2 separate regions of the Mus musculus genome follow, and region 1 is linked to region 2. A link is a loop called in an ENCODE intact Hi-C map of the cell type or tissue named here. Cell type or tissue: heart. All regions are shown on one strand. Links, peaks and the distances in the headings refer to the core of each region. The heading gives the core; the rest is flanking DNA. Region 1 holds the start of Strada (STE20-related kinase adaptor alpha). Region 2 holds the start of Map3k3 (mitogen-activated protein kinase kinase kinase 3).

Evidence for each region. Peaks named below come from ENCODE experiments on the same cell type or tissue, not always from the same donor. Only the 100,000 strongest peaks of a DNase experiment are listed, where the experiment ranks them.
Region 1: it touches region 2 in a loop (2.0-fold over the local background); 1 of 42 quality-filtered maps calls a loop at or near these places.

The regions. Positions count from the first base shown.
Region 1 is chr11:106,183,529-106,199,656 of GRCm38, reverse strand. Strada (STE20-related kinase adaptor alpha) reads left to right here and starts at 6,054. Exons shown (of 13, transcript NM_001252448.1): 1 at 6,054-6,191; 2 at 12,477-12,556; 3 at 15,038-15,095. The coding sequence starts at 12,521. It overlaps Ccdc47 (coiled-coil domain containing 47), which reads left to right. Exons shown (of 13, transcript NM_026009.2): 13 at 1-303. In heart, for the core only: a CTCF peak has its summit at 6,248; a DNase peak (open chromatin) is centred at 5,946; H3K4me3 peaks cover 2,065 bases; H3K27ac peaks cover 1,684 bases.
Region 2 is chr11:106,074,533-106,090,660 of GRCm38, reverse strand. Map3k3 (mitogen-activated protein kinase kinase kinase 3) reads right to left here and starts at 6,074. Exons shown (of 16, transcript NM_011947.4): 1 at 5,728-6,074. The coding sequence starts at 5,731. In heart, for the core only: CTCF peaks have their summits at 5,523 and 6,414; DNase peaks (open chromatin) are centred at 5,180, 5,650 and 6,320; H3K4me3 peaks cover 3,647 bases; H3K27ac peaks cover 2,456 bases.

The sequences.
Region 1 (16,128 bases), core at 1,376-9,375, 110 kb before region 2:
GGCTTTGTGTAGGCTAATAGAAATATATGCACTGGGATATTCAAGTGTAATGTTTTTTAACAGTTCACAAGTTTAAGTTATTAAAAATAACACAAAATTAAATCACTTTAAGGCCAGATAATTTTAGACTTAACATTGTTTTACAAATCTTTAAAATACATTTAGAATCAAAATTTATGTGTTTAGTTATCGTTTAAGTAATATAAGCTTTCTTAAAGTCCCATACATCAGACCGTGGCAGCTAATTTTGTAACAAGCATTCATATGAACTACCTATGACATATATTAAACTGATTGACAAAATCTGTGTGCTGCTTTGACTTTTTGTAGTTGTCCTACAAGAATATGTATACTGTTCTCTTATTAAAAGCAGGAAAATCGTTTTCCTTCAAAAGCATTAATCTTGAATATTCCTTTATGGTTACCACTCTAAAGCCCTGTATGTATTGTTTCAGAAAGGGTCTCACTATGTAGCCCAAGCTGGCCACAGTCAAACTCAGGATGATTTTCTCTCCTCAGCCTGCTGAGTGCTGGGACACTGACATACCACTGCACTGTGGCCCACAGGTTTTATTTTTTTTGAATTATTTTTTTTATTACTTTTTAGGTTTTGTTTGTTTTGGTTTTAGTTTAGTTTAGGTTTTTATTAATTTATTATGTATACAGCATTCTGCCTGCAAGTATGTCTGCAGGCCAGAAGAAGGCAACATAGGAGTCAGGGCTCTTAATCTCTAAGTCATCTCTCCAACTCCCTTGTTCTTTTTTGTTGGGGGGGGTGTTGTTGTAGTAGGGTTTTTTGGTTGTTTTGTTTGAGACAGAGTTTTGAGCTGTAGACCAGGCTGGCCTTGAACTCAGAGATACACCTGCTTCTGCTTCCCAAGTGCTGGAATTAAAGGTGTGCGCCACCATTACCTGTCTTAATTTTATTTTTTTGGTTTTGTGTTGAAATAGGGTCTCTCTGTGTAGGGCTGACTGGCCTAGAACTCACTTTCTAGGCCAGGCTGACCTTTGCCTCGGATCTGCTGGTATCACCTGCATGTGTGTGCTGTCACACCCAGCCCACTTTAGCTACAGTGTTAATCAGCTCTCCATCACTGTGACAGGACAGCTGAGATGAGCTTCAGGTAGGAAAAGATGGTTTGGGTAGAGCACACCTGCTTGCTTCCCCGTGGCCAGGGAGTTGACAGACAGGAGAGGCAGGCGGTCTGATATCTCAAAGCCACACCCTCAACGGCCTCACTTCCTTCTTTGGTTTCCATCACCTACCCATAGTGCCACTGGCTATATGGCTTTACTGTGGAACTTTGGTGACATTTAAGATCCAAACCATTATAGTCTTCTCCTTGGGTAAGACATCTTGTTCTGTACAGAATCAGAGGACCAAGAGAGGAGAATGTTGCTTACTGTCACACTAGGAAGAATCCATCTTCCAAAATCTTTTTGCCTGGATCACTAGCAAGCCAAAATTATCCCTGAAGCATAGACAAAGACTGTCAACAAAACCAGTTGCTAGGACCAGAGGGATGGCTCAGTGGGTAAAGGTGCTTGCTAAGCTTGACCTTAGTTTGAGCCTCAGAATACATGCAACTCCTACACGTGGTTGTTTGACCACCACATGTGGGCCATGGTGTGTGCACACACATGTACACAGTAGGTGAATAAATAAATGTGTTGAAAAAAAATTGCTAAGCCTTTTCTTTTGGGTAAGTTACTGACCTCTGAGTCTGCTGTTTATTCCTTTATAATGTGGGGGTAAACATTTTTCCTGTGTACCTCACAGTTTAACTTTTTCTTTATGTGTATGTGTGTTTTGCCTGCATGTATGTCTATGTACCATGTGTGTACAGTGCCTAAGGAGGCCAGAAGAGTGTTAGAACTTCTGGGACTGGACTTACCTGTGGCTGTAAGCTGCCCTGAGGGTGCTGGGAACTGAACCCAGCACCTTTGCAAGAGTAGTCAGTGCTCTTAACTGCTGAGCCATCTCCAACTCATCTCACAGCTTAAAACCAAAAGATAATGTGTGCAAAGTTGTTTTATAATCTTACACTTTACAAAGGCAAGACTACTATCCAATGGTGCAGTTTTACTTTATTCTCTTGTTCTCGTCTGTCCAGTGGAATGAGGTGAGTGAATTCTTTTATCCTCTGACTTTATCTGTCAGAACTGACAAGGTGTTTGTTTTGTTTTTTTTGGAGCTGGAGGGTGCAATGAAAATAGAGGAATTATAATTGTGTTTCTTTAGTCCAAGGAAACCTCATGGTTAGGCATCAGATCTAGAGCTCCTCTATATGGGCCTCGGAGAAAGGGGAATACTTGGTGACACGTCAAGCCTCCGGTAGGAAGTAGAGAGTGTGAAGATTGTATCAGGTCTGCTGGATTTTGTGAAGAGTCAAATTCTGTACTTTTTCCACCCAGGTTCTCTTGTGCCTCATTTAACTCTAAAGGTAAAGGATGTAAGAGGGAAGAGTTAGACCCGTAGGTATGGCTTCTATTACAAACTGCTGAAACAAAGTAAAGAGAAGCCTGGCTGGGCGTGGGGCTGATGTCTTTTCAAGTGTTTGAAGATCGGCAAAAGATTTTATTACAAAAGGAAGATATCAGGGCTAGAGAAAGGCGAGGGGTTGAGAGCACTTACTACCCATGCAAAGGACCCACATTCAAATCTCAGCCCTAGGGGAATCTGTTGCCCTCATCTGGTCTCTGCAGGCACATACAGGCATCTAAACATATATTTTTAAAAAATCTTAAAGGAAAACAGTGTTAGGTTGTATAAGTTCACAGCTTTCTTATCCCTCTGAATTAAGAAGGAAGAAAAGAACGCTGTTATTTTTCCCAGTGGTGGATCCTACTGCTTGCTTTGAGGTGAGATCTCATCTGTAACCCAGACTGGCCTGTGTCCCAGTCTCCAGAGAGGGTGACAGGTAGATACCAACACATCTACTGTTTTCTTAGAGGACTAGCATCACATAGGCTAGTTTCCAGGGCATAGATAGGCTTGGCCTTTCAGGCAGCTGGAGTACACTCCCATGCTCACTCGCTGTCCTACCCACCTCTTGAGACAGAGTCTTGTGTATTCCAGGCTGGCCTCCAGCTTCTGGTCCTCACCCTGGCCTTAAAGTATTCCTTTTCCTTGGGAGTTACTGAAGAGCAAGGTGGTACTAAACTTTTCAAACTTTTTTTTTTTTTTGCATTATTCAAAAGTATTTCAGGCTGTAGAGATGGCTCAGTGGTTAAGAGCACTGACTGCTCTTCCAGAGATGCTGAGTTCAATTCTCAGCAACACAGGGTGGCTCACAACCATCTGTAATGGAATCCAATGCCCTCTTCTGGTGTGCTCATATGCATAAAATAAATATATCTTAAAGTATTCTAGGTAACATGCAGAATGGGCTTCACTACATGTTCATACCCGTAACATTGTATTTTACCCATGTTTGTTCCCAGAGTACTCTTCCCCCCCCTTCCATTCATATTTTAAATTTATATAGCTTTCTTCTGTACATTTTTCTGTAGCTTAGCTTATCACTTTGCATAGAACTGAAGCCTGTTTCCTGTGCCAAGGATGCTCTGGCATTGTGCATCATATATTTATAACCACACACACTTGACCCCAAGGCCTCCTCCGTGTTGGGTGAGCACTCTACTGATACACATCCAGCCCTCCTATTCCAGTGCGTTTATCAAGGCTCTTTTGTCTTCCTACTCCTTTCTAAAATGGCTATTTGAAAGCTCATATTAGGTAGTAGAATGTAAAGTGCTTAAGGACGTATGGTGGCAAATACCTAGCAGATTAAGTAATTCTAGTCGACTTGTTCTACACCACAAAAAAAAAAAAAAAAAAAAAAACAGCAGCCAGTAGAACAGCAGCCAGTTTTCCAAGTCAATTTCAGAAAGCACTGGGAATCTTTTAGCACCTAACACTAATACTTCAAAAAGCATCAGGAGCCTGTACTTCCCTGGACTCACACTCTAATCTCTGTTGACCTTTTAGTATACAGTTTACTATGACTCAGTAAGACTGCTGGATGAGAAGCTGTGCATTTGGCCACTCACACAGTCACAGTAGAGTCTGGGGTTCTCTGAGCAGTTACTGTGGGCAGCCATCCAGTTGGTAAAATCTTTTAGCCACACTCAATTTGTAACATCCTGTTAGAAAATGTGTTGGCTGGGTCACTAGGTATAGATGAAATACCCAGTGTTTACACATCCTATTGTAATGACTGTAAGAGGCTTTAGGGCTCAGGCATTTGTCCAGAATGCTGTGAAGCCCTAGGTTCAATGTCTAGTACAGTCCAAAGAAGGGGAAGGGAAAGAAAGGAGAAAGAAAAACTCAATTTGAGGTTGCCTTGGCAATTAGAGCCCGGCGCAGTGGTTCACACCTATAATCCCAGAAGAGACGGGGTTTACCAAATTTAAGGCCAGTCTGGTTAGCCTGGACTAGATGTGAGACCCTGTCTCAGAGTTTGGGGCTGGAGAGCTGGGTCAGCAGAAAGATGCATTTGCTGCTCTTGGAAAGGATCAAGCACCGGCAACTATCTGTCACCCCATCCAGTTCCTCCGCCTGCTTCTGCGCGCACATACACACACACACAAGTACATTCAAGTACAAGTACACACACAACATATGAAAAAATAAAAACCGAAGCTTGACACCTTTTCAGGTATTGCTTTCCCTAATATTCTGGATTCCAAAGACCATGTGAACTGGCAGAAACTGCATTTTCCTCCAGTCCCCTTGCTTTTTGTGAGTTCGTGATGTTTGTTTGATGATGAAATGTGGTGAGACTGAGAACAAATTTGGCATGTTAAACGCACTAGGCAAGGTTACAGCTGTGTGTAAAACATTGAGATCTTCAGGTGAGGGTAGTGTGCGTTTCCAAGTTCCTGTATGATGTGGCCAAACTTAAAATTCTTGGAAGTTAGTCGACTGGTATAAATCTGAGACAGGAAAAAAAACAAGTATTCATTACTTGACAGTATGTACACAGATGTATTGGGCCCTCACTCCACAGTAACTGAAGTGACTAAAAATCACTTCATGATAAAACGGAGTCCTCATTTTATTAGTCCTATATGGTTTGGCCCCTGCTGTCTTTTTTCATAAAGGCAAACTCATCACAGGTTTCTGCTAATAGAGGACATACCACCAAGTCTTTAATCCCATCCCAGCAGAGGCAGAGGGAAGCTGATCTGAAGGCCAGTCCAGACTACATGCGACACTATCTCAAAAATACCTCACTACCAAAAAATAGTTATGAAGCACTTAGGGACAAAAAAAAAAAAAAAAAAAACCCCAACAAAAAACAAACCATAGCTCTCGTTTAGTTGAGCTATTTTCTGTGCTTTAAGGAGAAGGAACTTTGGGCACAAAGGGTAAGTTTCCTCTTTGTTGTTCTATTGCCTGAGACTGACCCAAGAAAGACTTGTTTTTCAATTGGAGTCCTACCAGGTGAAATGGCACCTGGGATTTGGGAACCGCAGAGTGTGGGATGAGGGGTGGGAATACCCCTGGTAGCCAAGTCAATAGCTATAGTTAGCCCTTGCCCCTTTTCTTGCTGCTGGGTTAGGAGGGGTACAGAGACTCGAGGGAGACTCTAGGGTCCTTTGGAACTGCAACAATGACAAGGTCTTTCGCTTCCACATACGTGGGGAAACCTGCCTTCGTCCTAGATAAGGAACGACCTCAGCAAAGGGGAAAAAAGACTAGTTAATAACTCTCTCCCTGACGAAGCGACTGCGGGTCTAGCATGTCCGGTAACGGTAACGTGGGATGGAAGCAGAAGCTCTCTCTGGGGAAAAGCGGAGCTTCCTCCACTGGGATGGGTGGGGTGAAGCGAGGCGAGACGAAGCAGAGTCCTTAGTGGGCAGGGGGTAAGGCGGAGCATCTTCTGAGAACCGGGCAAGGCAGGACTTCCTCTGCTGGAGGCAAGAGGCGGAGCTCCCTTCTTGGGTGGGGCAAAGCAGGGCTTCTCCGTAGGGGAGGGGCGGGACTTCCTCCGTGGGGCGGGAGTAGGAGGGGCTTGTTCCGTGAAGGGGAGGGGCGAGGCTCGGCCAGTCTCCCTGGGTCCCTCCACTGCGCATGTCACGTTGCGTACCTCCCTCCCAGCAACCGGCCTGGCGGCAGCGCGGCTACAAAACTGAGGAGGCGGAGCCGAGACGGAGTCGGTACTGCGCTCTGACTCCTAGACCAGGTACCCGGTGGCGGAGCCGCCTGGTGCGCTCCCAGGGATAATCCCTCTTGCCAGACTCCGAGTCCGTGTCCTCGGGGGTGAGCCTCAAGTGGCCATCCCGGCTCACCCTCGCCCTCCTCTGGCCCTCATTTAACCTGGGTTCTGGGTTCCCGCATTGAGGTTACAGCCTGAGAGCAAAATTAGGCTTGGGCCTGGCTGGGGAGATGCTGAGCAGAGTTGCCGGACCGGAGAGGCTAGCTACCGCATGGCCTCCCCACCTTTTCCGGGGCTTCCAAATGGGGTTGAGTTCTCATACGGAAGCAAGATCAGAGCTATTCTCTGCTTTGGTCAAAACGAAGAGTTTCTAAATGTGTTGTCTTAAGTGTCCCAGCAGTTTTGGGGACCGAGTATGGTGGCGGAGAGTGAGCATGACAGAAGGGGAGTGGCTAAATAAAATTGTTCATAATTTTAGGAAATAGATAACTTCTCAACTCAGTCTTCTGCTAAGACCCTAAGGTACTTCAATTTGACCCCTTTCTCCCAGACGGTTGGACTCGGTCTTACTGAAATACCCGTTGAAGTAGAACTATGTTCCAGTGTTTGGATGGGTCTTCATGATAGTTGATAACCTTATCCGGAGGTACCCAACACCTGAGACTGACTCAGATCCTTGAGGGTTGATTAACCAAATTTGAGACTGTGGGCGTGGCTCAGCGCCTGAGTTCTTGATTAACATCAGTGCGGACTTGCTTTCCATTCTCCACACTACCAAAAAGAAAATTGCTAACTTGCTTCTGCCGTAGTGCAGGAACTTAATAGTTTAACCATTAGTTATAGTACGGAAACTGGTCAACTCTCTTCACCCTTTAATTAGGTTTCTTAGAAGATTTTTTGGCTGGGTTTATAGTTGTGACCTCCGACATAAAGTTTGGAGGACCAGCGGTAAAAATAGAAGAAAAAAAAGTCTGTCAGAACAAGTGAATTCTCCTATCGGTACCTGTTGTAGTGGGAGAGATAATGAGGCGATAGTATGGTTGGGTGGTTGGAGAGGTGTCTCTGTAGATAGGAAGATATGCTGCCGTCTCCAGAACTCATGTAGAGAGCCATGTGTGGCCATGAGCCTGTGACAAGAGAAACACCAGAGCTTGCTGGCTGTCAGCCTGTGTCCAGAGTGATAGAGTAGAATACACAATGTCCTTTAGCTTCACCAAGCATAGAAACAGGTACACACATAAATATATACATACATACACACACAAGCACATACATATATATACACATATATACATACATATACACACATTGGTAAGTGTAATAGTTAATGTGAGAGCCAGGCATGATGGTATATGCCTTTAATCCCAGCACTCGGGAGGCAGAGGCAGGCGGATCTCTGTGAGTTCGAGGCCAGCCTCATCTACAGAGTGAGTTCCTGGACAGCCAAGGCTACACAGAGAAACCTTGCCTTGAGGGGAAAAAGCTAAGGTGAGGAATGTAGGTGGTTAGTGGGAGCGCTGCTGTAATAGAGGGTACTGAGTGTCAACAATAGACTGGGGACAAAAAGGGAAGTGGAGTCTATAGACTACACTCTGTCTCTTCTTTTTTTCAAAAGAGACTGTAGCCAAGTGTGATGTTGAATTCCTGATCCTCCTGTCTCTGTCTACTGAGGGCTGAGAATCCACACATGAGCTATCATTCTCAGCTGTGGATTTCTGCCACTTTTACAGCCTTAGCTGGTGATCTTTAAATCCACCAAGCCATCTCTAACCTCCTTTTAAACATCAAGTACTACTTTTCTCACAAATTGCTATCCCTGCTTCTTGGAAGATAGAATCCTCAACATTAGTCAACCTTCATTAAACTTGAACTTGGCAGAGATCAACAGAGGAAGACATCTGATGTGCACCCCTCCTGCAAGCCTTCAGTATACACTTTTTTTGTTGTTGTTCCTTGACAGGGTTTCTCTGTATAGCCCTGGCTGTCCTGGAACTCACTTTGTAGACCAGGCTGGCCTCGAACTCAGAAATCCACCTGCCTCTGCCTCCGGAGTGCTGGGATGAAAGGCATGCACCACCACGCCCAGCCACTATACACTCTTATACATTAAATGAATAAATATTTTAATCTACCCCTCCACTAAAGCCACTTCTACCTCCAAACTTTTCCTTTTCTGGCATTGGCTCCGTGGCATATTAATCATTTTCCGAACACTCAAAAACACAAACACACATCAGCTGTAGAATGGGCTCTCAGATAAGGTATTAAGTCTCTGCAGTTTTCAGTCAGGGACTACACAACCACATATCTAGGAGAGTTTGTAAAAGATAGTCCCCAGCCATACTTGGTGGTGCAGGCCTGTAATCCTAGCAATGAGGAGCATGGAGGCAGAATCAAGTTCAAGATCACTGTCAGCTACGTAGTGGCTTTGTGTGTAGGAGACCCTGTCTTAAAGCAAAGAGTTCCAAGGGTAAAGAATGAACTAGATAGCCTGGGCTGGGCTGGGCTGTACATGCTTCATAGTTCATTCTTTTTTTTTTTTTTTTAATATTTTAAAGATATAATTATTTATTATTTCATAGTTCATTCTTAGCCACTTATCTGTTCCTGGTGTTCCTACTGCCACAGACTCCAGGAAAGGGGTTTTCTAAACAGCTTGCTTTTCTCTAGGCTATTTTTACCCCTCCCTGTCTCCATTCCTTCCTAGATTGACATTTCTTGGACTGTTCTTCCAAACAAGGTTTCTCAAATATTAGTTAATAGCACAGTCCACATGGCAACGGCATTGTCGTTTCCAGGGAGTGCGTTAGAGTTCCCCAGCCCACCCCAGACCTTCCAAACTACAGGCTGCGTTTTCACAAGATCTGTAAGTGGTTTGTGGGCACAAGATGTAAGACACAGTGCTTGGACTGCCATTGTGTGTCATCTTTCTGTTCAAAGCCTCCCGTGCTTTTCCTCTCCCTGCTAGTACAGCCATGTGCTAGCATGCCTGGTCCTCACACACTTAGAGAATGGTCAAAGGGCTAATGTTTCACGGTCAGGCAGTTTAGTGTTACCGAGTGACTCGTGTGTGGCATGCACTGTTGTGGAAGTTGGTGATACACCTTTGCACAAGACAGAGCAGATACTTGATAATAGTTACGCTCTTTGGCTTGGAATTTCCTGTTTCTTTAAGTCACCTTTGATACTCCAAGGCTTCCTACCTCTCAGCTGTGCTTTTGCTGAGTTCTATAAGGAGTTGCTCACTCCTTGTCTGTTTCCCTGTCCTGTTTATTGGTGGGCATCCCACTTCCATAGCCAGTTAAGGTAGCATTTGTGTGTGTCAGGTACCAGGGCCCGGTTAAAAGGATGTACACACTTGAGGATGGTGAAGGCTGCCTGGTTCTCTTTCAAGGCCTGACACTAACATATACTCTGGGGTTGTTTTTTTAAGATTTATTTATTATTATATGTAAGTACACTATAGCTGTCTTCAGACACTCCAGAAGAGGGAGTCAGATCTCATTACGGGTGGTTGTGAACCACCATGTGGTTGCTGGGATTTGAACTCTGGACCTTCGGAAGTGCTCTTACCCACTGAGCCATCTCACCAGCCCCTACTCTGGGGTTTTAAGATAAGTTAGAAGTGCCCTTTTCCAGGTTTAATGTATAAACATCATAGCTACTCTTTCAGGTAAAGAAAAATAAAACTAAAAATAATTTTTTCTATACTGGGGATTAAACTTAGGGCCTTGGGCATGCTGGGCAAATACCACACAGCTCAGCTATTCCTAGTCTATACTTGTAATATAAATATGGGCCCACCCTAAAGTCGATTTCTCAGTTTGTGCAGCGTATGTAGCATTTACTCACACTAGCTACAACTGAGCTCCTCATTCTTACTTCTGAGGACTCCCGGTCCTCTCAAGTACTAGGAGTTTTAAAACTAAGTAACCGTTGCTTGTAAATAATAAAGCGGGATGTCGGATGGGGTGTACCTCAGTGGTAGAGCACTTGTCTAGTTATCTCTAAGGCCCTGTGCTGGATCTTTAGCACCACAAGTCAGTAAATTATAAGGCTATTTTTGTTACCTGTCAACTATGAATATTGCTTTACCAATGTATTGTGGTGTTAAATGTTGATAAAAATGGATTCATGTTTTGAATGACATATCCATCTGCTTCATCCTTCCACTGTAGTTTTGTATTCTAAGAACATTTGAAGCAGCCTAGTGATCTTAATGTGACACAGAGTAGAAGGTGTTAAAGTGTCTTTTCTTCATCTGATGTAATTGCTGTTGCCAAGGCTCACTGCCTCCCTCTGCTAACCTAGGCCTAGTCCTGGAAGCTTCTAGCCTCCATGTAATCTAATCTAGGTCCAGAATGTTTTCAGCCTCTGAGACTTACTGCTGAACAAGCTCACCCTTTCTAGCTCTTTCTGAACTCTGGATGGCTGGTCAACCCAGCTGTTCTGGCTCAAAACGCCTATCCATACTGATTCAAACTGGCTTTTTTGGCTTCTGACTGCATTGCTTTGCTTGGCCTCTTACTAACTTTGGCAATGTGTTCTAATCTTCTGGCTCTTTCTCATTCTGTCTTAACCTGTGTCTAGCTTGTTCTTTGTCTGCAACCTGTCTCTATAAAACTGTCTCAGTAAAACTGCCTCTCCCCTCTCCATCTCTCATTGCTGCTCTTTTAATTCACCTCTCTTTCCTCTCTGTTCTGAGAGCTAGGCAGATCCTATTCTGTCAGGTCTTTCTCTGATTTGTTACTTTGTCAGCCGCTCAATTAGACATCACTTTCAAACATGGGTGTTTCCTTTTACAAACTAATTTTACCTTCATTGTTTGGATATAAAGGTATGTGCTAAGGGCCTGTTTCTATTCCACATGGCCATAGTAGCCATGTTGCTGGATTTAAATTCCTCTACAAGAAATAGAAAAGGAGGCCTGGAGAGATGGCTCAGAGGTTAAGAGCACTGACTGCTCTTCCAGAGGCCCTGAGTTCAATTCCCAGCAACCACATGGTGGCTCACAACCATCTGTAATGGTATCTGATGCCCTCTTCTGGTGTGTCTGAAGAGAGCAATGGTGTACTCATATACATCAAATAAAACTTAAAAAAAAAAAAAAGAACTAGAAAAGGAAACTCCCTCAATATTCAGATGAATTGTCTATGTGCTTTTAGATTGGTTTTGGTTTTCCCTTGACCCAAGATCTCTTCTGCAGCCAAACTGGCCCTGAATTCTTGATTCTCCTGCTCCAGTCTCCCTAGTTCTAAGATTACAGGTCTTTTGCCATGACACCCAGTCTGCTCTGCTAGTCTAAAAATTGAGGTCTAAATTTTTGTTTTGTTTTGTCCTACTTATGTGTTTATTTTTGGCCCAGGTCATGTAGGAAAGGCTAGTTTCAGAGTCCTAGATAGGCAAATAAGACCTTGAATGCCTGATCCTCTGGCTGGGATTACAGGTATGCAACACCACACCCATCTTAAAAATGGTTTTTTTTTTTTTTTTTTTTTCGTTTGTAGAATCCTTAGACTCTTTTCAGTACACAATTATGTTATCAGTAAATAGTTTTATACTTTCCTACAGGTGCAGCTGGCATGTCTGTAATCCTAGCTCTTAGAGTCGGAGTCAAGAGGATTGTTTGAAGCCAGCCTATATAAAGGACTTTGTCTCAAAAATAGCAGTGCTGGTGGCTCACAGGTAGAGTGCCTGCCTAGCGTGTCCAAGGCCCCTCAGGAAAGAGTGCAGAGTCACTGCAGTTTGCTGAACATTTTAATTCAAAGTAAAGACTGCACCTGTATTTAAAATATTCAACTGTCACTAAACCAAAGAAAAGATTATTGGATGGGTGTGGTGTTTCAATCCCAGCATTTAGATAGGCAGATATAGGAGGATTAGAAGTTCAAGGTCATCTCCTGCTGTTGTGAGAGATCACCCTGGGTCTCTAGAAAGAAAGGGGGAAAAATCTAGGCTGGGGATGCTGCTCAGCGGTGCACACCTGCAATCCCAGCATAGCCTATAGTGTGCAGACTTTCAGGAGGACAAGGTCATTCTCTACTTTGTAGTGAGTTTGAGGCAGCCTCTACCTACCTACAGGAGACTGATTCAGAAGGAAAAATATTTCTGCCGGGCGTGGTGGCACATGCCTTTAATCCCAGCACTCAGGAGGCAGAGGCAGGCGGATTTCTGAGTTCCAGGCCAGCCTGGTCTACAAAGTGAGTTCCAGGACAGCCAGGGCTATACAGAAAAACCCTGTCTCGGAAAAAAAAAAAAAAATTCTATAAAAAACAATTTAACCAATTCTTTCTGCTTCTGTTTTCCTTTTAGGTTTAAGTTTTTGAAGTTGAAGTAGGTCTACACAGTAGGAACCCATGTCTTTTCTTGTAAGTAAACCAGAGCGCATTAGGGTGAGTGTTCCCAGTCTTCTGGTTTTCTATTTGTTTTTTCTTAAAAGTGTTTGGGTTGGTATTACAGTGGGTTGTTTTGTTTTATGTGACACCCAGAGTTCTCTGGTGGAAAACAAAACGGGAAAGGTGGCTTATTTGATGAATCAATTGGTCACATGTTAAATGGGTTGGGCCGTGTCTGTGTAGTTACATAGTTGGTAAAGATCTCTTTGCACCTGTTTCTCAGGGATTTCTGTTTTTAAAGTCACTGTCATACTGTAGTTACTGGCACACATTTCTAAATATAATCATGGAGAGTCTTTAAAACTAACCTGAAGAACGTATTATATCTTAATTTTTATCAGGGACTAGTGAGCTGGTCCCGCAAGTCCAGGTGCTTGGTGCTAAGCCTGACTACCTGAGTTCAGTTCCCAGGACCCACACAGTGGAAGGGGAGACCTGGCTCCCATGTCCTCTGATCCCCACATATGCATCATGCACACATGTGCACACACACACACACACAAAGACCGTCTACTCACCTGACGGGAGATGCCATGCAGGTGGTTTCCCAGGTGAAGGCTTAGCACGCAGATATGCTGACCCCTGCAATTTCCCCCAATTCAGAAAACTCAACTGTGTACTTTGTGGTAGTGGAAACTTGGCTCCTACTCTCTCCTGTAAAAATTTTAAGAAAAAATATTTGATTGACCTTAAGGACAAATACTGGGTTTAATGCCAATGACTTCAGTACTTAAGGACCGCTAGCTGGCTCAGCAGGTACAGAGGCTTGCTATCAACCCTGGAGTCCTGAGTTCTATCCTTGGGGACCCCTATAGTGAAAGGAGAGAATCCCACACGTTATCCTCTGACCTCCATGTGTGCATCTCTCCCCTCCCCCCAACAAAATAATTAAAATTTTCTTAAAGTATGTTGTTATCTTTCATCAAGTACTTAATTTTAAAATGCAATCATTATTTAAAGATTTTAATCATTTATTAAAGATTTATTATTTTAATTACTTAATATTTAAGGATTCTTAAAATTGTATTTAAAGATTTTTTATTTATGAGAGGTGAATTTGCCATTCTCAAATATTAAAGCACAAATTATCCTTTGTAGTATAGTTCATAGAAATTTTTACAGTAAATTTGATTTTTTTTAATTCAGAAAAAATTGTTACAGAGAAGGACAAAGGGACTTTATAGTATATATATTATATAACTTATTTTATATTTTATATATCATATAGCTTATATTTATATATTATATAGCATACTATATATCATATAACTTATTATATTATATAGCTTATTTTAGAATGTTCTTTAGACTTCCCTTTCTTGTGTATACATGTATAAAAACAGTTACTCTGTAAGGAATAAACTTCAGTGTTAATTAAGAGGACAAGGTAACTCACTACTTAGCCTGAGCTCCACTCAGTGGAAAGAATGCCTCCATGCCAGATTTTGACACCGGTCATGAAACAGAACCTGCATTCCATTGCTTTTAAATAGGAGCCACATTCCTATTTTAACCTGTCCTAATTAAGGTGAAACTGGACCCCTGATTAGTGTAATGGAAACCTAACACTCATCTGAAATGGGCTGGCAAGGTGTACAATGATTGTGCTAGTTTAGTCCTGTGAACTTGATAGAAGTTAAGTCTCGGGTTAGAAACCCTTGTAAATAAATGTGCAGCCCCAGGAGCCTCTGTGCCCCCACGGAGTGACAGAGAGGATGAGCATGCCCACAGTGTAAGGATGACCAGCAGATCTCAGACAGGAAATCAGCAGGAGTTCAGAGTGGGGAAGGGGCAAGGAAAGGGTGCTGGGCTGCAAAGATGTCCAAGGTGCATGAGCTGCATGTGTGAAAATGCCAGGGGGAATCTCATCCTCCGCACAATGATAGATGCTATTTTATAAACACAACAGAACAGAACAGAACAGAACTTGGGAAGCGGGATTAAGGAGTTTAAGGCCAGGCTAGGCTACAGAGTGAGACCCTGTCTCACAAAGCTAAAAATCAAACAGAAGAAGAAAGCTTTGTCAATTAAAAAAAAAAAAAGGATGGGATATGCTAGGTCACATTTTATAAACTAGCAGAGGCTCGTGAAGAATTCTTTTGAATTCTAGTAATACTTTTTCAAATGGGCATGAATGATCCAGAACTTGTAAGGACTACCTATGGAATATACACGATGGAACCAAAGAGTTTTTCTGTCTAGGAGAGAAAACATTATTATTGGGATGGTTCCACGTATTTCCCCCCAGTCACATGGATGAATCAATCGTCATTTTGCGTAAGGTTAGACTTGAGAAAGGACTGAATCTATTGTTTGTAGCCAGTTTCAAGATCCTTACTTTTCTATGGCCTTAGTCCTGTTGTACTGCGTAGTTTTATGTTTTTGTGGGGTAATTGTCTTATTTGTCTCTAAAGGCTGATAGCTACTATGTTGTGGCTTAGAAGACTTACTAATTCTCTTTGGGGTTTTCCTCTTTAGCGGTGGGTCTCGGAAAAGTTCATTGTTGAGGGCTTAAGAGATTTGGAACTGTTTGGAGGTAAGTACGGTATGGCACTTAACATCATTTCAGGATAACTGCCGCTATTCTCCTGCTGACTGCATCAGTTTATAGACGTTAGCAATTTGAAGAGCCATTGTAAACTGTGTGCTTAGATTCATGAGGCTTCCTCTTTAGTCCTGTGTTTCCCAGAAATCTGCAGACGAATCAAGCAGCTGTTCTTGGCCTGTCTGGATTGTTAGAAAGCAAGTGCAGTGGTTAAAGGCCTGTGCGCTTCTGCTTTTTATAAGTATTTGTCCAGCTGAGACACATACTGTCAAGTTAAAATTTTCAAAGTCCCTAAGGCAGGCCTGGTGGTAAAAACCTGTAATTCTGTATACTTGGGAGGCTGAAACAGCAGCATTCCAAGTTCAAGGCCAGCGCTGGCAACTTAGTGAGACCCTGTGTCAAACTGGAAAGTAAAAGGCCAGGAACACATGTCAGTGTGCAAAGCTTTAGCAGGGTGCGGGCTCTGGTCAGTCTCTCTCTCTCTCTCTCTCTCTCTCTCTCTCTCTCTCACACACACACACACACACACACACACACACTTTTAAACACTAGGTTGAGGCAGATATAAAACTAATATAAAATTTCTGGTTGTATTGATCCATAGAGTTGACTCATGTTTTTGTAGAGGAAATCGTGAGACTTAATAGAACTAAGAAAAAAAAAATCTATCAGGGAAAAAATACTAATGCCCTATCATAAAACCTATTGGCTCAGTAGATTTGTGCTGTGAGGTTTAGCAGGCACAGACATTCCTGTTTGGCCCTTTTCAAAGTAAGGCCTTTTAGAAATGATGATCTTAGTTCAGGGCAAAGGAAAAGTTCTCTCTGTAGAAACAGTAGTGGTGTCTGGGCATGTTGGCACATACCTGTTTGTAATCCTAGCACTCGGGAGGTCAAGACAGAAGCATCAAGAAGGCCATCTTGGACTACATAAGGAAAATCAGGGGCAAATGGGCTGTATAACAAGGCCATCTCTAGAAACCTAAAGATAATGATAATAACACAACAGTATAGTTGTTTCAACT
Region 2 (16,128 bases), core at 2,998-10,997:
TTCTTCATCTTGCCAAGGCTCTGTCTTAGCTCTGCCAGGTCATCTGATCATACTGTTCAACTCAAGAGTCTGTGCTCCAGAGTCCCTGAGTCAGATTTTACTTTCTCTTCATGACATTTCATGTATTTCCACTGCCTCTACGCTGACCATATTCAGACAAAAAAAAAATTTTCCATTATATTTTTATTGATTGTTTGGGAATCTGACAGCATGCACCCCACCACACTTACTTCCCAGTCCTCCCAGGTCTGGCCTCCTCACTGGCAAAAATAATTTACAGTAAGTATGCACAACCAAACCCCATCTTCGATCCAAAAAAATTTCTTCTTCAAGAACAAGGGTGAGGGACTCAGCCTTTAAAATCTCTTGCCATGCAAGCCTAATGCTTAGATCCACTGTGGAAGAAAAGAAGTGACTCACAAAAGCTGTCCTTTAACCTCCACATGTTGGTGCACACACACACACTCTTGCACACACACTCACACAGATAGACACACTTTTAAAAAAACATGGTTCAGCCAAGCACAGTGCATACCAGTTCATGGGCAAGTTTAGTTTGAGCCAAGTGTAGGCCACATGAGACCCAGTTTAAAAAAAAAACAACAACAACAACAGACAATGGTTGAAGCCAAGAGTGGCGACTCACATATGTAACCCTACCAACTAGGAAGCAGAGGCAGGCAGATCTCTGTGAATTCCAAGCTACGCTGCTCTACATAGTGAGCTGTAGGCCAGCCAGCTACAGGTTAAGACTGTCTCAACTCTTCTTCAAAATTTTAAAGATAATGAAAACTTTTAAAAGTACAGTATTTAATTTTTTTATTTAAAAGTTAAATATAGCCGGGCGTGGTGGCGCACACCTTTAATCCCAGCACTTGGGAGGCAGAGGCAGGCGGATTTCTGAGTTCGAGGCCAGCCTGGTCTACAGAGTGAGTTCCAGGATAGCCAGGGCTATACAGAGAAACCCTGTCTCAAAAAACCAAAAAGTTAAATGTGTATTGTTCTATTACTAGGAGATATAACAATCTACCAAAGTTAATGGCTCAAATGCATATTACAAAGTAAAGCACTGCTTGCTAGTAAGAATCAATAGAATCACCACTTTACACCCTTTGTGTGTATGCATCTGCAGGTCTTGTGCATGTGCCTCTCTAAGTCAAAGGTTGATATCAGGCATCTTCCTGTACATCTCTCCAAACTTTGGGGAACAGGATCTCTCACTCATGTAGGATGGCTGGCCAGCAGGCACCAGGAATCCTCCTGAAGACCTGCCCAGGCACAAGTCACCACGCCTGGCTTTTCACATAGGTAACAGGGATTTAAACCTCAAGTCTTCACACTTGCATAGCAAGCACCTTACTAAGCCAGCCCTTTGTCATTATATTTTAACACTTGGTGAAACTAACTTAAAAGACTAGAGACTATATTATATTACATGTGTGTTTTGTGTGTGTGTGTGTCCCAACTCTTAAAATACAGAATGGTCTCTTCTTGTGAACAATTGCACACTATCATTTTTTATTTTTCATTTATTTATCCTTAATTTTTTTGTGTACTTGTGGGTGTGCACATGAGGGGCTCACCTGTGCATATACATGTGGAGAGCAGAACACTTGGTGCGCTTTACCTTTCTGTCTTAAAATGGGGTCCCTCACTGAACTGGAAGTACACCATTTCAGCTAAGCTGGTTAGCCAAACAGGGAGCTCTCAAGAGCTACATGCCTTCTCCCCCAATGCTGGGGTTACAGGTTAAAGCCTTTCCTAGCTTTTAATGCAGATGCCACAGACTCAGACTCAGGTCTTTATGCTTGCTGGGCAAGCACTCTTACTCACTAAACTGTCTTTTCCACCCACAACTGTCATTTAAAAAAATATCAAAAGTCAGGGCTGGGAGAGATGGCTCAGCAGTTAAGAGCTCTGGCTGTTCTTCCAGAGAACAGAGGCTTAATTCCCAGCACCTACATGCCAGCTCACAACAGTATGTTATTCTAGTTTCATGGGATCTGACATCCCCTTCCAGACTGAGGGCTCCAGGCCCACATGTAGTATGTACACACACACACACATACACACACACACACACACACACACACACACTTGCAGGTAAAACACATTACACGTTAAAAGAAATAATTTAATACTACGTCAAAATTCTACACGAGACATGTATGGATGCCCTGAGATCCTGTCTCAAAAACAAGAATCAGGAGCAGGAGAGGTCATTCAGCGGGTAAGAGCTTGTCCCACTTTTCTAAAGGACCTGAGCTCAGCTCCTAGCACCCTCACCCTCATCATGCAGCTCACAACTTCCTGCAACTCCAGCTTTGATAGATCTCTCTTTTGACATTCACACAAACACATGCATATAAATAAAAATAAATCTTAAAAAAAAAAAAAAACTGTCTTCAGACACAACAGAAGAGGACATCGAATCCCATTACAGATGGTTGTAAGGGAATTGCGCTCAGGACCTCTGGAAGAGCAGTCAGTGTTCTTAACCACTGAGCCATCTCTCCAGCCCCATAAAAATAAACCCTAAAAAAGAAGGAGGAGGAGGAGGAGGAAGAGGAAGAAGAGGAGGAGGAGAACAACAACAACAAAAAGGAAAGAAAAATCAAAATCTACTCATGATATAGGCATGTTAATTTATTAAACTGTGATTCAAGATTCTCTCAAAACAGTTGTTAATCATGCTGAGCTTACTACAGTCTAGACATATTGAGACTGTTCTTAGGTTCTCCCAAAAGCCTTGGAACCATAAAAACTCAAACCTAGTTCTGTAAGTTATAATTATTACAATTCAAACCAAGTTGTCAATCCAGAACCAACCATTTTTAATCCTGTATTCAGTTCCCTAGATTCCTGTAATATTTCCAAGTCCTTACCCAGTTTTAATACATTCCCCTAAGCTTCAAGTTATATTTAGAAAAAGAACAAATAAACAAGAACAAATAAGTCCCAGGAATTATTAACAGCATTACTATAATTACTGGAGGAAATTCTAGTATGTCCAAGAAAAAAAATTTTTCAATAGTCACACAGTTTCAAAGCCAAAAAACTAAACAAAGATTTCCCACTTTTTACAAGGATAAGTTGCAGCATCCACTAGACTTTTGCTGAGGCTAACAGACAATATAAAATCTGACCTGTTTTTACTAATAAGTCAAGTTGTCAAACAGGCTTCAGTCTGGAGCATAGAACCACTCAGGAAAATATGACTATGGATTAAAGTATCTGCAGAGCAGATATGCAAATTAATTTTAGCCTCTAGTCACTGGCCTGGAGTTTAAATGTAATGAAAATATTAAGAAATTAGATTCTTCTTTATTAAATGTTTGAGTTTGTTTGTTTATTAGGTTCTGAGGAAACAGGAATTACAATAAATTTAAGAACAGCCTGGTCTACACAGCAAGTTCCAGGGTAGCTAGGACTACACAAGAAGACTATCTCAGAACAACAACAAACAACAAAAACAAAAAAGGAAGAAAGAAAGAGCTAGAGAGATGGCTTAGAAGTTAAGAAGACATACAGGGTGATCTTCCAGACAACTTGGGTTCAATTCCCAGCACACACATAGCAGCTCAAAACTGTCTGTAGCTCACACCCTCACACAGGTATACATGCAAGCAAAACACCAATGCAGATGAAATAAAAATAAATAATTTTTTAAATGTGAGAGAAAGACAGAGAGAGGAAAGCAAAGGTATTTAAGAGAATGCTAGGGACGGAGCTCAGTGACAGATGCCTGCCTAGCCTTCACAAGACTTAGGTTTGATGCCCAGCACTGGAAACACAAATACATTTAAAAAGTGACATGGGCTCAAATAAAAAGACACCATGCTCCCTGTTCTTTTTCCTTTGGGACTTTACCCACGGAGTTTCTTTCCTCCCAGCAAGGCCTTTCCGAAAACATGTTCATACACTAGCTGAAAACATCTTCAAATTTGAAAACAGGCTCTCCTCTATTTTCATACTAGATAATGAGACGTTGCCGTCATTATTGGATACTCACACACTGGTTTTACAACCAAAGTGTTCCATGTGAGGTCTGTATATCCTCAAGGGTCTCATACTCCCGTTTGCGACTTAAGGCTCACACACCGGGCAAGAAGGAAAGCGTATAAGACTATTACAATACAGGTCCATAATTCAAAGATCTAGCTTAAAGTCTGTAGCAGTAGGTAAATGTGGGGAAACAGGGAAGGATAAAAAGAATTCTGTTCCCCAATAATATATAAGGAAATATGTGCCCCATATAATAAGCATTCCATAAACATTTATTGGAATATATTGTATTAGACATGTGAATAAATAAATGTTGAAATGTAAATCCTTACTAGTTTCCTTTGGTGTCTCTCAGATGAGAGTTCTATAGAAAAAAAAATCTGAAATATAGCATGGAAAGGGAATAGAAAACCCAGCAAATGAACAAATCCTTCCCATACTGTATGAGGGGCAGTCTGATAAAGAACAAAGCAATTAACTTAAAGCCAGAGTAAGGAGTTCCACCACAATCGAGTATCTGGCCAATTTGCTACTGCACCCACAAAACCTCCTACAAAAATGACTTGACCTTGCTTTAGGGCAAAACAAACATTAGCATTTCATCTTATGGAGCACTCACACAAGCAATGAATACTTCTGCAAAGGAGACTTTCACTAAATTTCACCCCTTTCTGACTTAGAATAATACTAAATATTTTTGCAAAACCTGATTGAGACCAGGAAAATGAGCATCACAATACCTGCCCCAACTGGGGAAGCAAAATATATTTAAAATGTCACACATTCCTTAGCTAAGTCCAAGACTTTTTGATAAAGAACCAAAATTATGCAAAATATATATAAAACAGCTCAAATATTTTGTAGAAGGCATTAAAAAAACTTTTCTTAGATTACATCTTCACAGGAGAATTACAAATACTGACAAAAAGGAAATGATTTCATAGTGATCCTTTTATGTACCGAATGCCTCTTTCAAAAAGTTACATAGTTGCAGGGGTAGCGCAGGATAAATATAAAAGCCGGGTTTTTCCAAAAGTAGGGTTTGAGTTATAACCCTCAGCGCTCAAGGATTCTTAACTTCCAGTAATCTGCGAGGAGCGCAGCTCGCATTTCTCAAGCCTGCTATTGCTAACAGGGATCCGCGTCGAATAGCGTCGCAGTGGATGCCCCGCATACCCTCCCCCCGCGTCCCCCTCCCCCGCGCAGGAGAGCGCACAGAGCTCCAGAGCAAAGCCCCGGGAACTCACAGGCCAGCCTGTGTGAGCAAAGGGAAGGAAATGACACAGGCAGGAAAAAAAAAAAAAAAAAAAAGCAAATCAAGGAAAAGACACAACAGCAGCTGGGCCTGCACCAGGCTCCAGCCCCGGCCCCACACTGAGCTCCGGCTCCCCCACCCTCAAGCTCGCGCGCCAGCTCGCTGGGGACCGCAGTGGGCCGCCCGACGGGCCTCGGTCCCGCAGACCCCTCCCCGGGATACGCCGGCCGCATGCCCGGAAAGAGAGTTGCCGAGTGGGTTTGGCCGGTAGGGCACCCCCGGAGGTAGCCAGAACGGCGCCCCGATCGAGGCACCGCGGAGAGGCGAGCGGTCCGCGATCCTCAGCCCCGGGCCCGGCGAACTGTCCATGCCTTGTCAGGCGGCGGCCCAGGGTCCTCCTCCCCTCAGCCTGGGGCGGGGCGTCGCGAAGCAGCGCGGGCACAGGCCGGGGCGGTGGCGGTACTCACCCATGGTGGCGATGGCGGAGGCGGCGGTGGCGACTACAGCCCAGAAGTGTCACCTCCGCAGCCGGGGCTGCATGCCGGGGGAGCGGGCGGCGGGGACGGCAGCGGGCCTGGCTCCGCGCGGGGGCCGTGGGCTGCGCTCGGGGCCCCCGCCGCCTCCCCAGGCTCCGGCTCCGGCCGCGGCCGGGCGCTGTGGCATGAGCAGGTTGGCCCGCTACATCCCCGGCGCTCCCAGGCTCGGCCCAACCCGGCCTCGGCGGCGCCACTCGACCGGGCCGCCTGCGAGTCCTGAAGTCCAGAAGACGCTCCGACCGGCCACTGTTCTCCACCTCAGGAACGCTCCGAAAAACAAACCGCTGGGCGCGCAGCAAGCCTTGCAGCCTGTCACTCATGCCAGCATCTGCCAATCGCATGCAGCCGCTGGGCCTTGGCACTACCCCCACTCTCATTACCAGCCAATAACCAGGAGGAAGTCAGATACTCCCGCCTCCTCCTCCCCGCTCTCTCCCAACGCCCTCACTCTCATCCGCCAGCTAATCACGACGGACCAATCCCGCCTACTCTCACAGGATGCCAATGGGCGAAGTCAAGGCGATTTCCGAGGGCTGGCTAGAGCCTGCCAATCACTGAGACAGCGCCCGTCCTCTCGCGCCTAGCCAATCACGGAGAGAGCGCTGAGTACCCGCCGCGGAGTGTCGCTAGCTGGCGCTCTCAGCCTCTCTGGCCAAGGTGTGGGCTGCTCCAATCACTGCTCCGGCTTGAGGCTCCGCCCACAACCCTCTGCTCAGTTGCGGAACCCTCGGCGGGCGCGCGGGCTGGCGCCGTTCCCCTCGGCGGCTACCCCGGCCTGGCGCCTTGCAAAGTCGTCTTCTGTAGAGGCCCTCAGAAAAAGAAAACCTTCGGCCCTATGGTTGTCGGTTGTTGGCGACCTCGAGGTGCTGAGGTGTCCGGCCCCTGCTGGGGCAAAGTGTCTGGCGCGGATTGGGCAGGGAAGGTTTGGCTCGATGCTTTCAGGCTACTTGAGCTGCGCGATACCCTGAGTAGCCTCGGCTTACAGGCAGGGGGATGGTCTTGTTACTTCTCTCATCCCCCTGGGTCTCAGACCTCCGAGGCCACACCTGATACTCCGTCTTCAAAGGCTAGGCTAGTGCTGGAATGTGGGTCCCCACATTCTGAGTTCTGCTAGAGTTGCTTTTGGACAAGTTTTGCTCTTAGAATTATAAAAGCGAGACACGTTTTTAAAAGAAAACTTAAAAGTGCAGGAAAACAGAAAGAAAAGCCCTACCCTGAAGATAGTTTTATCTATTTCCTACCTAGATATGCAACGTTAGACAAAAAATAACTTCATATTGTTTTCTGGTGTGCTTACACTTTTGTGCTTCCTGTGCCACTAAATATTGTCTCAAAACAATTGTACTGGCTGTGTGATCTTTCAAAAGAGCATTGTGATTAACTTTTTCAACCTCCATTGTTTCAATAATTCATACACCCAGTCTTAAGATTCCAACTCTACCACAGTTAGTGTGGCTTCCCTTTCTCTGGAGACAGTTCCAATGACATATTTCAGATTCCAGAAAAATCTGATGCCATTTTCAGTTGTCATTTAGAAACACTTACCTTAGGAGGTGGCTTTGGAGTATCAGATCTCTTAAGGAGTGTCTTACGCAATTCTTTTTCTTCATCCCCACTCTCAACCCATACTATTAACTTTATTGTCCTCTCTCTCTCTCTCTCTCTCTCTCTCTCTCTCTCTCTCTCTCTCTCGTGTGTGTGTGTGTGTGTGTGTGTGTGTGTGTGTGTGTACGAGGTGTTTGTTGTTTGAGACAGAGTCTCTAACCTAGACTGTCCTGGAACTTTTTTTTTTGTTTTTTTGTTTTTTTGTTTTCCGAGACAGGGTTTCTCTGTAGTCCTGGAACTTCTTTGTAGTCTGGTCTGAAACTCACAGATCTATCTGCCTCTACCCCCTGAGTACTGGGATTAAAATTAAAGGCCTGTGCCACTGTATCTAACTCGTTTTTCTTCAAACTCTCAAGTCTCATATTCTCACTTGATTAAGTCCCTAATTTATGCCGGGTAATGATGGTGAACGCCTTTAATCCCAGCACTTGGAAGGTAGAGGCAGAGGCAGGCAGATTTCAGAGTTTGAGGCCAGCCTGGTCTACAGAGTGAGTTCCAGAACAGCCAGGGTTACACAGAGAAACCCTGTCTCAAACAAACAAACAAAACAAAGAAGTCCCTAATTTACTGAAGTGCCTGAAATAGAATAATCTTTTTTTTTTTTTCTGGTGAAGAAACAATAGGGAAAAACACCAGCTATTTACTAGATCCCAGCCATGTAATCTCACTTAGCCTCTCCAATGACTGAGCTAGTAAGCTTCCTCTTTCTGCCTTTCCTTCAGATGCCTTTCTTGTGAATTCGATTCCCACTGTTTGTCCCTCAGCCACTGAAGTCAAACATTTCCATGCTGCAGTTACCCTGTGTGCTGAGGATTCCAGCTCAGGCAGGTCTTGGTTCTAAGCTCCCGAGGCAACATTCCTGAGCATTCCACAGGCACCTCACATTCTACAGGTCCAAACTGAACCCATCGCTTCCCTCCACTGTTCACATTTCCTCTGCTCATCAGTTCCCCAAGGAAGACACCGAGTGATCAGGTCTCCAGTCCTTCTGCCTCTCTTTCACCCTAGCTCCGCTAGCCCAGTTCAAACCATCAACATCTCTTACTTCATTTACTTAAAGTGTATTCACACCACAGACTTTCTATCAGAAACATGATCCTAGAGAACCCTATTTACAAATATTATAACCCATCAGTTTTAAGATGAGTCAAATAGGGGCTGGAGAGAGAGCTCAGCAGTAAAGAGTGCTTGTTGCTCTTGCAGAGAAGAGAGCCCAGGTTCAGTTACCATCACCCACATTGGTCAGCTCACAGCTGCTTGTAAATCCAACTCTAGGGGATGGGCCCTCATTTCAACTCCACAAGTACCATGCATGCATGTTGTCATACACAAATATAAACCAGGCACACGCATGTACCGATCATTTAAAAAAAAAAAAAAAGAATCAAATGTGAAAGAGGTAACAAAGTATTCTCACCCCAAGTCCATGCTGCAGCCACACTAAAAATTCCTCAAATCAATCTCAACTTTTCAATCCATTCCCCGTGATGGTTTGCATATGCTCGGCCCAGGGAGTGGCACTATTAGAAGGTGTGGCCTTGTTGGAGTAGATGTGTCACTGTGGATGTGTGCTATAAGACCCTCATCCTAGCTGCCTGGAAGCCAGTATTCTGTTAGCAGCCTTCAGACGAAGATGTGGAACTCTCAGCTCTGCCTGCAACATGCCTGCCTGGATGCTGCCATGTGTCCTGCCTTGATGATAATGGACTGAACCTCTGAATCTGTCAGCCAGCCCCAATTAAATATTGTCCTTATAAGAGTTACCTTGGTCATAGTGTCTGTTCACAGCTGTAAAACCCAAACTAAGACATTCCCCTCCCTGTCTCCCTCCCCACACAGTCGTATGTGTACTATGTTCTTTGTGGTGAGTGTACTCCATTTCTGCTCCCAGTCTCAGTCCTTCTAGGGAGGATTAAGTCCTCTTAGTTCTCCACCACTCCCTCTCAAGCTGGGCTAAGGAAGGCCTTTGCTCTGCTCCAAGAGCACTTGTTCTGCTCTCATGTAAGTGCATTTTGTAAAACAGGCAGGTAAACAGAAGCTGTCAGGAAGGGGATGTAGCTCGGTGGTAAACGGTTCACCTAGAATGGGCAAGAACCTGGGTTTGCTCCCTTAGCACTGGGGGAGGGGCCACAGGTGAGCAAGGAAGAAGCTGTCCTTCAAACTGGCGTGCCAACCATCTCCTCAGTACATCTGAAATGCCTGCTGGGTGTGGTGGTGCACACATGCCTGTAATCCTAGTACTCAGGAAGCAAAAGAAGATTGCCTCAAGTTGAAAGCCAGGCCCTAGACTATATTACAAGACCTATTTGTTAGGACCATATAGCATAGCATGACACTCTGACTCAAGACTCAAAATAGCAAAGCGTGTGTGTGTGTGTGTGTGTGTGTGTGTGTGTGTGTGTGTGTGACAGAGAGAGAGAGAGAGAGAGAGAGAGAGAGAGAGAGAGAAAGAGAGAGAGAGGTGTCAAGTGGGAACACTAGTAATTGAATATAGTGTCCACATATACACCCTTAGTTATGTATTTTATCTTCCCTTTGTGGGTTGCTTTCTCTTCTTTCTTAGCACTGCGTGAAGCTTCCTTGCTGGGCCATACCTTCTCTTAGTTTTACAGTGACCGAATGCCTGTGGGTATCTGAGCCATGCCTACTTCCAGTACCAGGGACCAAAAAGTGCTGGCCCTATCTGGCAGCCCTATTATATAGTAGCTGCACACTTTCATTCTTTTCTTTCAAGTGCATGTTGCCAATGGGGCACAGCAGGAACAATAAACAATGGACAGTTTCTCTTAGGGGAGGGATCAATAGGTTTGGTTTACAAAAGAAAAATACCAGTAAACCTGTCACCTGTTTCATGAAAATTCTTTTAATTCAGAGATAAAGTAGGGTACATTTTAGATTACCTGCTGAACCAATTAATTTACTGTGTCATCAAGGAATAATATGCATATCTCATAGATCTTAAAAATTATTGGTATTTTCTCCTAAATAAAAGTAGTATTCATTTTAAAGTCATGCTGGTATACATTTATCCCAAAGAATAACTTACTTTGCAAGTAAGCAAAGGTAAAGAAAATTCATTGTAACCTCGTTTCTAAGTAGACATCCAAATAGTCACTGATCGAATGGTTAAACATGTTATGATAGAGTATTTTTAATTATTTGTATGTATGTAGGGGTGAAAGGAATATATGCATGAATTCAGGAGCCTGAGGAAGCCAGGAGTGTTTTACCTGTGTGGTGGTGTTGGGGGTAGTTTGTATGTACAAATGACCTTGAGTCCCACCTTGGCTGAGGCAGGATCTTTTTGTTGTGTACTGCTGTGTGTACACTCCAGGCTAGCTGGCCACACGTTTCTAGGGATGCTCCTGCCTCTCTCCCATCTCTTCGTAGGAGCACTGGGATTACAGTCTAGGAGCTACCACTTAGGGTTTCACCTGGGTTCTGCAGATTCAAACTCAGGTCCTTGCATTTGCACTGTACCCACCGAGCCATCTCTCCTGCACCCAACACTTCCTATTGCTAAACAGCAGTGTAGGAACCCACAGGTTGGGTACTAGCAACACCTCCACTCTGGAAGAGTCGAGTACTAAAGAGGTTAAATTCTTGTTCAAGACTGGCAGAGCCAGAATTTGTATCCTAGGCCCCACTGGCTTCAAATCCAGGGGATTTCCTGTTCAGACTTCCCAGTGGTCAGACTGTAGACACAGACCACCATTCCCAGTTACTAACTTAAAATAAGCAGGGGGACAGGTGTTTTCAGGTGAGAGTACTTGCTGCTCTTGTAGAGGACCAGAGTTCGGTTCCCTGAATCCACACTGAGCATGGCTCACAACTACCTGCACCTCTTTCTCCAAGGGAGCACGATATACTCTTCTGGTTTCCTTGGGCACCCCCCTCCACACACACATAAAGTAAACTAAGATTTTAAAATAAATAAAAATAATGTTTTTTATCATAAGCAGAAGTTACGAGAAGGAATAAAGTTAAAAGTGCTACCTATTTATTCAGTGGCTGGAAAGACTGAAGTCAAACTAGTTTGGTATTTACCACAGCATTCATGTCTGCCGGGCCCACTGGCTCTTTTTTTTTTTTTCCCCCAGATCATCTACAGAGGAGTCCATAAGAATTCAAAGAATACCTAGGAGTCAGAGCCTCCAGGAGTTTGAAGCTTTATTGTAAGCTTTCCTACAAAATTCAAAGAAAAATAACTTGGGTTGGGGAGACATGTCAGTCAGTCAGTGAGTGCTTGCCTTGCAAGCACAGGAACCTGGGTGTACTCGCCAGAATCCATGAAAAACTGCCAGGCGAGGTGGGATGCTCTTACAACCTTAGCACTGGGAAGGGTGAAATGAGAGGACCTGGAGTTCACTTACCAGCCAGTTAAACTAACTGGCCAACTCCAGAAAAATGAGAGATTCTGTTTCAAAGGTGCATGGTGTTCCTGAGACAACATAGAAAACTGTCCACTGGCTGGCCGGACACACACACACACACACACACACACACTTTTTTTTTAAAGTAATCCAACAGCATTGTAGTATTTTCACAGTTGACTGGAACCAGAGCCTTCACTGTTCTGAGTACACCAGGGCCTCGTGCACACAAGAATGCTGCTTTTCGGGCTGGTGAGATGGCTTAGTGAGTAAGAGCACCAACTGCTCTTCCAAAGGTCCTGAGTTCAAATCCCAGCAACCACATGGTGGCTCACAACCATCCATAATGAGATCTGATGCCCTCTTCTGGGGTATCTGAAGACAGCTACAGTGTACTTACATATAGTAAATAAATACATGAAAAAAAAATTTAAAAAAAAAAAAAAAAAAAAAAAAAGAATGCTGCTTTTCATTCCCCCCTCACAAGTGCTAAGATTTATACGTATGCTTTACCATGTCCAGTTTACATGATGCTAGGGATCATGTCAGAGGCTTCAGGCATCATCTGAGCTACATCCACAGCCCCACAGCAGCAGTTCTGGTAAGAGTCGATGTAAGCCAGGCTTGCTAGCACAGGCTATAGTCCTATCCACTTAGGAGGCTGGGATAGCAGGATCACAAATTCAAGACCAGTGTGGGCAACTTAGTGATATCCTGTCTCCAAAAATAAGAATGGGGCTGGAGATATAGCTCGGTGGTATCTATAGCCTTTGCTTAGCAAAGCAAAGTTAGGTTAGGTTTGATCCTAACATGTACACACATACTAGTCAAAATTGTGACAGAGCCTGTCACAAATATTTCCATCTTACCAGAAGGACAGGAGAATATAACTCTAGTGTGGCTTCAAGGCAGTGAATAACTTTGTATCACTAGGACAATGATCAAAGATAAGATGATGTAAGTCATCCAAGTCACTTAAAGGTTCATCAGAGCCAGGCGTGGTGGCTCACACATGCAATCAGCACTCCAGACACAGAGGAAGGAGGAAATTCAAGCTCAGTATCTTCTACATAACTAGGGCTATACAGTGAGATCCTGGTTTTTGTTGTTGTTGTTTAAAACACACACACACTATACCCAGACTTCCAAATGTTGTTGGTCTCCTAATTGGGAAATAATTTGATTAAGATTTTTTTAGTTTTTGGCTTTAGTTTTGGTTAATGGATTTGTTTTCTCTTGTTTTAAACCTCTGTCTAGCCTTGGAAGTTGGAATAACTGGTATACAGGGCCACACCCATCATATATTTGTTAGTTTGTTCCTTATATCTCCCCTTGGGCCAGGGATGTAGTTCAGTAGCAGAGCCTAGTGAATGTGAGACCCTGGGTCGGATCTCTACCACTGGAAAAAAAATAAACAAAAACTTCCCCTGATAAGAATAACGTGACTCTAGAAAGACAAACTCAGTAACACTAGCAGGCATGGTGAGCCACAGTTGTAGGACTCTCAGGAGAGGGTAAAGCAGGAGAATGAGTGCAAGGCCAGCCTAGGCTACAGAGTAAGACTGGCTCACTAGTCAAAATAAAATAAAACTCCAAAACAAAGCAAAAAAAAAAAAAAATCAGTGATATCACCACTCTACAGTTGCCATTCCTGAAATTCTGACAAATTTCCTCTTTCACCCTAGCCTAACATACATGTAATTTTGAATCTTTACATAATACTACATTGTAAACATTTTATGACATAAAATATTTTTATTTGATTTTTGTTTTGTTGAGGCAAGGTCTTACTATGTAGCCCTGGCTGGCCTGGAACTCTGGATGTAGACCAGGTTAAACTCTCAACAGTCCTCCTACTGCTGCATGCACTTGTGTGACAGGTGTGTGACACCATAGCCAGTTTGATAAAGTATGCTTAGAAAGGTAACTGTTTCCTGTGAATGTCAGGGCTTTTTTTGTGCAGTGGGAAGGGCTATACCTTTGTCTTCTCGTTCCCAATTTTTTATTATTGATCTGAGAGTCCTGAACACTCACTCCATGACCTCCAAGTGAAATTTCAAAGCAGAAATAACAAAGAGAACTCTAAGATTTCTTCCCTGAAGCACAGATGCTATTGTTACAAAATTCACTTGTATAATGATGAGAATCAGACAGAATGTATCACTAAACTAAAAATTTCCCTTCTTAAATGTTTTTAGTATGAATCTTCACAGTGGTTTCTTGTTATATTTTATGGATATGACTATCTTTATATTTTATGGGCTCAACTGGACCCATACATAATAGGAAAGGTTCAAGTCAGCCCATTTCTGCTTTTCCTTGTTAACAGCAGGGGCATGAGAGGCACCCCGGCCGCCAGGGGTCAGTGCAGAGTCATTCTCACAGTTGCCTAATAAGGAAACTGGTTCCTCAACAAGTCATATTAACGAACTCTTCTAGATTGGAAGGGGCCTGTTCACATGAGTGGCCAAGTTCCCTTAAGTTCCCTCAGGTTAGAAACGATCATATTCCTTCAGCTTAGTTTATATTCAACATTTCTAAAGCAGGGCTATATTATAAACAAGGTCTTGTCAACATAAGATGCCATATTAGACCCAGTCTCCTTTGTTTGGAAGAAGATAATTTGAGGGTTCTTTTTCAAAGAGATTTATTATCTTTTTTTAAAATTAACTATGTATGTGTGTGTATGTGTGTATATGTGTTTATATCATGTATATGTGAATGTTATAGGAGATCAAAAGAAAAAAAAGAGAGAGCCATCTCTCCAGCCCTAGGTATGAGATAATTTATATATATAATAATTATTTTATTTTAGTATTTTTTGTGTATGTATATGTGTACACAGGTGTACATGATATGTCAGTATGTTTGTGTGTATAAGTGTGGGCACACATGTGCCATGGCATATGTGTGGAGGTCAGAGGACTCGGGTGGGAGTATTCACCTTCTACTTTATTTGAGACAGGGTCTCTTATTTTGCTGCTATGAAGGTCAAGCTAACTGGCTCCCAAGCTTCAGGGGACTCTTCTGTCCTAGCTCCCACTCTCCCACAGGAACAGTGGGGTTACAGATGCACACTATGTCTACCCTTTAGGTGGCTTCTCTGGATTCACACTCAGGTCCTCACAGTTGCAAGGCAAGCACTTTACTTGCCAAGACATTTCCCGACCCCTCGCTCTGTTTTACAGGTTTGTTGGTAAAAGTCAAATAACACAACAGTATCATATCTATGATAAAGCAGTTAACCAACATCAAGTTACCCCATTCAGACGATGTGCTAGTCCATACTTATGACGTAGCCAAGCGACTCTAAAGAGCCCTGGCTAGTACATGCCTTTGATATGAGGCATAAGGGCATCTGCCTAGGTATGGTCTTAGGTTGTTCTGTTGGTGTTGGTGTTGGGTTTGTTGGTGTTGTTTCCCTCATCTTGGCTTTCCAGCCGTCTTTTCTCAGAAGCAGAAGTTATCTGTCACAGATCTGGGTCTTTTCCACGCTTATTTATCTACGGTTCCTTCAGAAAAGATTACTCAGAGCTCAGACCAGCTTGAAGAACTTATACATCGGCAGGTGACCTGGGTTCGAGAGCCATCCCACACCCAGTGTGTTTGACATGCTACAACACAGCAGTCAGCACAGCTAGACTTTCTTTTTTTTTTGGGGGGGGGTTGGAAAAGGTTTATTCAGCTTACACTTCCATACTACTGTTCATCACCAAAGGAAGTCAGGACTGGAACTCAAGCAGGTCAGAAAGCAGGAGCTGAAGCAGAAGCCATGGAGGGATGTTCTTTACTGGCTTCCTTCCCCAGGCTTGCTCAGCCTGCTCTCTTACAGAACCAAGATTACCAGCCCAGAGGTGGTCCCACCCACAAGGGGCCTTTCCCCCTTGATCACTAATTGAGAAAAATGCCTTACAGCTGGATCTCATGGGGGCATTTCCTCAACTGAAGCTCCTTTCTCTGTGATAGATAACTCCAGCTGTGTCAAGTTGACACAAACCTAGCCAGTACAATTGACCCCTTGTCAACTTGACACAAAAACACATCACTGGTAAGCCTCAACCTTTCATTTCTTTTTTTTTTTTAATTAGGTATTTATTTCATTTACATTTCCAATGCTATCCCAAAAGTCCCCCACACACTCCCCCACCCACCCACTCCCACTTCTTGGCCCTGGTGTTCCCCTGTACTGAGGCATATAAAGTTTGCATGACCAATGGGCTTCTCTTTCCAGTGATGGCCAACTAGGCCATCTTCTGATACATAAGCAGCTAGAGTCAAGAGCTCTGGGGTACTGGTTAGTTCATAATGTTGTTCCACCTATAGGGTTGCAAATCCCTTTAGCTCTTTGGTTACT